Linked DNA regions of Homo sapiens: region 2 is linked to region 1. The links are chromatin contacts, found by POLR2A ChIA-PET in ENCODE. All regions are on one chromosome and are shown on one strand. The core of a region is the stretch at or near the end of the contact, and the rest is flanking DNA. Distances in the headings are between cores, read along the strand shown. Region 1 overlaps TASOR (transcription activation suppressor). Region 2 overlaps ARHGEF3 (Rho guanine nucleotide exchange factor 3).

Evidence for each region. ChIA-PET counts read pairs that join two places held with the same protein, here RNA polymerase II (POLR2A).
Region 2: POLR2A ChIA-PET joins it to region 1 with 14 read pairs in BJ. The contact joins two enhancer-like sites. POLR2A ChIA-PET finds 5 or more read pairs at or near these places in 3 of 52 experiments (B cell, BJ and GM12878).

The regions. Positions count from the first base shown.
Region 1 is chr3:56,632,114-56,635,541 of GRCh38, reverse strand. It overlaps TASOR (transcription activation suppressor), which reads left to right. Exons shown (of 24, transcript NM_001365635.2): 18 at 1,576-2,498. Among named protein-coding and RNA genes, the nearest start is that of TASOR, 49 kb to the left of the region's middle. Within about 2 kb of position 1,740, at least 3 of the 41 ENCODE cell types and tissues checked have a DNase peak (open chromatin) inside an H3K27ac peak, as active enhancers do.
Region 2 is chr3:56,753,106-56,756,701 of GRCh38, reverse strand. ARHGEF3 (Rho guanine nucleotide exchange factor 3) reads left to right here. Exons shown (of 10, transcript NM_019555.3): 3 at 1,551-1,721; 4 at 3,136-3,198. Among named protein-coding and RNA genes, the nearest start is that of ARHGEF3, 47 kb to the left of the region's middle. Within about 2 kb of position 1,686, at least 21 of the 41 ENCODE cell types and tissues checked have a DNase peak (open chromatin) inside an H3K27ac peak, as active enhancers do.

The DNA.
Region 1 (3,428 bases), core at 491-2,990:
AGAAGTCCAAAAATACTTAAGAAAGTAATACTGCCCCAGCCCGGAACACTTAGATTCTTCCCCATATATTAGCCATGGTTACCAATTTCTCGTGTATCCTTCCAGACACTTTATGTGTACTAAAGCACATTTTAATGTTGGAGATTTAAGATACTCAGGATATTTAGTACTCCTAATTATCTTATGAAACTTGGATTTTCTGGTTTATCAATTTCATACAGTTCTAATTCTTATCCTGGCACGTTGGATATTTTGTTCCCCTCTCACCTCCGCCTACAGACCCGCCTTGGGTCTTTTCACTGTGCTGACAAATTGCCTTTGCAATAGTTAATGAGTGTACTGGTTCATGATAACCACCAGGATTGGTAGAGAATGTCATAAGCTCGACTCCTAGTGAGGCTATTTAAACCTTTAGAAAAGTGTGATGAGTGTGAGCAAAATCTTCACTGTAAGTTTGAAAACTACCTGTACCTGGACTTTCTGATTTAGAGGCACCATTTCCTATACTACAGCAGCAATTTGTTAGGGAATGTTGGCCAAGGCTTAAAGAAAAACAGTAATTTTTTAGCGGGTAAAATTGTGTATACGTCTTCTAAGCAAAGATCATGAGTTTTTGTCCTTTCCTAAAATATAACACTAAAATTGAAGTTAAATATATTTTTCCCCTTGTTGCTTAAAAATGGAATTAGAGTTCCCTTTTTCAAATGTAGTTTCAAAAACATACTGTGTTTGAATTTAGGATTTTTTTGGGGAAAGTATGATCTTTTGGATTGAGCTGTTTGTCAAGAGTGAAAGGTTTTAATCTCATTAGTATCAGCTAACCTTAGTATCAGCTAACATCTGTATCTCAAATGAGGTATAGCTATCTTTTCTTTTAGAATTATTTCCAAACAAAAGGAAAATATTTATGAAAGGACTGTCAAAAATGTGCAGCTGTGAAATATGTTCTTCTCTTGTCTTATTATTGTTCCTTTTATTTCCTGATAAAATGAAGTCCCTGACATTACAGGAAATCTACTTAGCAACCTCGTAAGTGAGAACAAGTCTGAAAGCAGATAAAATTAATTATCCTAGATCCTAGATGCAACTTTTAACTTGGCAGTTATTCCCACAGCATTTCTGTTTGGTATTCTTACAATTGCCTTACACTCAGAATTCTTACTAAGGGGCCATTACCATAGTAGATATTACTTGGCAAATAATAAATACAGGGATTGAGCAAGCTGATGTAATTGACTGTCTTGATTTAAAATGTGTATTAAACTTAGATCTACAGAATGGTAGGGAGGCAGAAACAAGCAAATGACTTAATTTGTATTGATGCCAAATTGGTGCTTGCTTGAGCGCTTCAAAATAGCAGAGTTGTTAACACTAGCTACAACTCTAAGGACCATCCCATAAGTAGGGCACATAGGGAATAGAATTCATACCAGAATTTTAGGATTTTATTTTACCTTCTAATATATAATTAGTTCTAAATGTGTGTTAACCCTTTTTTCCCCCAATTTAAGGGTTTGTGTTTTCATATCTTATCTTTTTGGATTGCTCTTATAATAATGAACTCTTCCTGTATAGGTATGAAATCACCAGAAGAACAACTGGTGTGTGTGCCACCACAGGAGGCCTTTCCTAACGACCCCCGGGTAATAAATAGACAGAGAAGTTCTGATTACCAGTTTCCATCCTCTCCATTTACAGACACACTAAAGGGCACCACTGAGGATGACGTGTTGACAGGTCAGGTGGAGGAGCAGTGTGTGCCAGCAGCAGAGGCAGAGCCGCCTGCAGTGAGCGAAACCACAGAGAGGACAGTGTTAGGAGAGTACAATCTCTTTTCTAGGAAGATAGAAGAGATTTTGAAGCAAAAGAATGTTTCATATGTCAGTACAGTTTCCACACCTATCTTTTCAACACAAGAGAAGATGAAACGGCTTTCCGAGTTCATATATTCTAAGACTTCCAAAGCTGGTGTGCAGGAGTTTGTAGATGGTTTGCATGAGAAGCTAAATACTATTATTATTAAAGCATCAGCCAAGGGTGGGAATTTGCCACCAGTCAGTCCTAACGATTCTGGTGCTAAGATAGCATCGAATCCTCTGGAAAGGCATGTCATACCAGTTTCCTCAAGTGACTTCAACAATAAACATCTCCTTGAGCCACTGTGTAGTGATCCTTTGAAAGATACCAACTCTGATGAGCAGCATTCCACTTCGGCTTTAACTGAAGTAGAAATGAACCAGCCTCAACATGCCACAGAGTTAATGGTGACTTCTGATCATATTGTACCTGGTGATATGGCCCGGGAACCAGTAGAAGAAACAACAAAATCCCCCAGTGATGTAAACATTTCTGCTCAACCAGCTCTTTCAAATTTTATAAGCCAGTTAGAACCTGAAGTATTTAATAGTTTGGTTAAAATCATGAAAGACGTCCAGAAAAATACTGTGAAATTTTATATTCATGAAGAAGAAGAGAGTGTGCTCTGTAAAGAAATAAAGGTAACTAAACCAGAAGGTAATAGTAATGCTGTACAAACTTCTCTTGTTGGTGTGACCTCTATAAAATGGAAGTTTTTTGTATTTAAATGTTTTGTGTTTAAATGTTAGGCCAGGAATGGTGGCTAATACCTGTAATCCCAAAACTTGGGAGGCTGAGGCAGGAGGATTGCTTGAGGCCAGGAGTTCATGACAAGCCTGGGCAACATAACAAGACATTGTCTCTTAAATTAATAACAAAAATTAGGTGTGGTGGCACTCTACTGTAGTCCCAGCTGCTTGGGAAGCTCAAGTGGGAGGATCACTTGAGCCCAGGCATTCAAGATTACAGTTAGCTATGATTGTGCCAGCCTAGGTAATAGAGTCAGACCCTGTCTCTAAAAATAAATGTTAATTGTGTATTTTCATAATTTAACTCAGGGTGGAATAAAAGAGTGGTAAGTCCAAGTAAATTCAGAACTTCTGATCTATGTTAGAATTTAGAATCTTGTTTTATAGTGTCATTTATGCACATACCTTTTAAACTTGATTTGAAGGTTTTAAGTATTTCTTGGATTTTTGTTTTTTTTTTTGAGACAGAGTCTCCTTCTGTCGCCCAGGCTGGAGTGCAGTGGCGTGATCTCGGCTCACTGCAACCTCTGCCTCCCAAGTTCAAGCGATTCTCCTGCCTCAGCCTCCGAGGTAGCTGGGATTACAGGCGTGCCACACCATGCCTGGCTAATTTTTTTTTGTATTTTTAGTAGAGGTGGGGTTTCACCATGTTGATCAGGCTGGTCTGGAACTCCTGGCCTCGTGATCCGTCCACCTCAGCCTCCCAAAGTGCTGAGATTACAGGCGTGGGCCACTGCGCCTGGCCGTTTCTTGCATTTTTAATGAAGAGGAGGGAAAAAAACAGAGAGGAAAAGTTAAGTTGCCAGGGTTTATCTCATGGGA
Region 2 (3,596 bases), core at 437-2,936, 120 kb before region 1:
GGCGGGCGCCTGTAGGCCCAGCTACTCAGGAGGCTGAAGCAAGAGAGTGGCGTGAACCCAGGAGGCGGGGCTTGCAGTGAGCCGAGATCGCACCACTGTACTCCAGCCTGGGCGACAGAGCAAGACTCTGTCTCAAAAAAAAAAAAAAAAAAAAAAGCCAGCTATGAAGTGATGGAAACACATTCCAGGAAGAGAAGATTGTTTGAAGGGAGTACAGAGGGATGGCAAAGCATGACATATTTAGGGAATGACAGATAGCCTAGTATGGTTGGAGAAATGGAGGCTCATGGATGAGTGGCAGGATGGGATCCTAAATATGGAGACTGTGGTCAGATTACAAGAGACTTCCTGTGCCAAGATGAGGAGTTGAAACTTCCTGCTGAAGGCCACAGAGAGCCATGGCAGGGAACACTTCCTAAATAACAATGTGGTTTTGGAGCACAGCAACCTCATTGCTTTGGCAAAGTCTCCAATAAGTGTGATGAAATCTTCTAGGATGAAGACTGAAAATGATGCACTCAGCTTTCTTCTGGATCATTTGTATTTGTCATGAAAAGCATTTTGGTAGCATGTTTAAGTCACACAGGTGGACTTCTGCGGCCTCTTTGGGAAATAGGAAAATACCTCAGGGACAGGAATCATGTGCTGCAAAGATGGTATTTAGTATGTGTATTAGTCAGGACTTTTCAAGTTGACAGAACCCCAACTGAGATAATAGAAAGGGAAATGTCTTTCTATATGTAATGAAAATGTCTAAGGGTGGTTCTTTCTGGTTTCAGGCACAGTGGGATCCAGAGGCTCAAGCAGTATTGGTAAAGCTTGCTCCCTTCCTGCCTCCATTGGTCACTCCATCCTTCATTCTGGGTCTCTTTATTCTCTCCTGTAGCAGACAGATGCTTCTGTGTAACTAGGGAGAGTTGCTGCTGGAAGGCCCTGCTTGTGTTCTCTCTTGAACTCACAATCCCAAAGGAATACTCTTTCCTCCTTTCTCCCGTAACTCATGTGACAAATTTCAGGGAATCACATGCCCATCCCTGAACTAGGATGGTGGAATACTCTATTGGTCAGGTCTGGGGGTGCCCACCAAAACTATATGTAATAGGATACCCAAAGTTAGTGGGATTCTATTTATAGAAGGAGGAGAGTAGGAGTACTGGCCAAATGTTTGAATAAATAAAGGCCATCCACTATTGTTATCTCTGGTTCTTTTAAAGAGGGGAGATGTCCACTGGAAAAAAGTAGAGCTCATCACGTATCCAAGAACTGCCTTCATGCGTGAGTTTGGCCTGATATGTGCTTGCACTATAGTCCACTTGGTATCCAGGTCACACAGAACAGATACTCCCAGCACATGTTCCAAAGCAGCCCCCTGTCCAATTTTCCTTAGCACGTAGGCTCAAGACAATGCCCCACTTCCCAAAGGCCTTGTGGCAATGTCCTCTTTTTCTTTCACATATATGATTTATGTTCCGTCAACGACAGGAAACTGCTCAAAGATCCACCCAGTCCTGCCGCTGCCCCCGTGATGGTTTGTTTTTCTCATTGTTTAGCGCTCCATTAGCTTCCGCAGTGAGAGCCGCCCTGACATCCTCGCCCCCCGACCCTGGTCCAGAAATGCCGCCCCCTCGAGCACGAAACGGAGAGATAGCAAGCTGTGGAGTGAGACCTTCGATGTGTGCGTCAATCAGATGCTTACATCCAAGGAAATCAAACGTCAGGAGGTAGGCTCGGGGCCCATGGAGCTGGCTGTGTGTCTGGAACAAAGGTGCATTGCAGCGTCAGCCATGCTGGAATTTGCGCCTTAGTCTCCAAATCAATTCTTCATTGCGTTTGCAGAAGGATAAACAAGAGTGTCTGACCTTGGGGAAGGAACTGAGAAACCAGAAACCAGCTGGGAGGGTGTGGCCCCCACTTTAAAAAGAAACTGATGTGAAAATATGAATTTACAAGAAGATGAAACCAAGTGTCTATTTAGGATTCTGAAGTTCACAAAAATAATCATTTTAGTTATATTTTGTTAGCAACTTATAGACTATTTTAAAATATTTAGTTTACATAGCTTTGATTCAGCTTCATGGAAAACTTCCTTTCTATAGAATCCAGTTAATTTCATTCCCGGTAAGTTTTCTGTATCAGTTGCCCTAAATGACTCTGATAATATTACCCTGTATAGAAGAGCTTGTTTAAGTGCTTGTGCCAGGCTGTGCTGAGCACTTCATGTGTGCATCATCTGATGAGATCCTTGGAGTATCCAGCTCAGGGTTGTGCCTCCACCTGCTTTGTCCTCAGTTTACCAAGCAGCCCCAGGTGGAGGGAGCTTTCAAAGCCTGACCACTGTTTCCCTATATCCTGAAACACAGTAGACCCTGAAATATCGTTACAAACTTGTACTCCTTTAATAATGTAATGTTTGCTGACAGTTTGACTTCCCAGATGGAAGTGAAAGAGTGTTCTGTGCATCATAGCTCTTTAGCATGATGGCTTAATAGAGCCAAATTAGAAACGGTCCATTTACCTACTCTTCCACACAGCCAGCGCCTATAATTTTATTTGTTGTACCTGTGGGGCTGAGAAGTGGTTTAGAATGAATTAACTTCACCAGGTTGTATTTGGAGTGATAAAATGTTGGATTCTTCCTACAATCTCAGCCTCAAGGCAGTGGATAATACAAATAAAACTTTCTGCTGAGATTCGCCTTCTGTCGAGTAGAAGAAAAAGTGGGGATGGCCCAGTTAATAATACTGCCACATCCATTATCTAGAAGAGCCTCTGAATCACTTCTTATGATGGCCTCTCACAACAAGGGTACCAAATCCATGGCTCACACTGTAATTATTTTACCTAAAATAGTTCCCTCTTGTTCAGCTGCATCAAAGTTCTGTAACATGAAAGATGACTTTTTGGACTAGAAATGTGTAGAAACTTTCTCCCACAAACAGAGAAGCACAATATGCAGCAGTTTTGCAATATCTTTTCATTGCAGGTTTAAGCATAGATGCATTTGCTTCAGGTTAACGTAACTTAAAATACTTAAATATGTAAATTTGGGGTTTTGAGTGGTGGAGCCAGCACTATTTGAATATGGTCTTGTAAATGAAGGGAGAATTCAGTGAATATGTTTATCTTTCCTTGCAGGCGATCTTTGAGCTTTCCCAAGGAGAAGAAGACTTGATAGAAGACTTGAAATTAGCAAAAAAGGTAAATTTAAATCCAGCAGTCACTTGAGTCAAGTCACATTTTTTTTCTTGAGTAATTTCACAACCCTAAAGTGGTGCTTCGTGAGAACTGTCTTTATGACTAAGACTGGTCTGCTACCACACACCAAGCAGTGGGGAAAGTGTTTCAAAACAAGAGGGCAGAATAGCTCTCCAGACCTGGCACCTTTAGGGGTTTACCTCTGTATGTCTCTAATGCATGTCAAAGAATACTTCAGCCTAAATCAGAAAGTGTCCATGGAGGCCTCGCCTTATGTATATTTCATTGTCCTAGAAGTCTCATATGTAGGACTCTTTGCCCATAGGAGAGAATGTGTGCATGTCTGAAACTTGAACTGAGTCTTAGAAATAAAGCCATTTGAATCTCAAAAGTGAATAAAG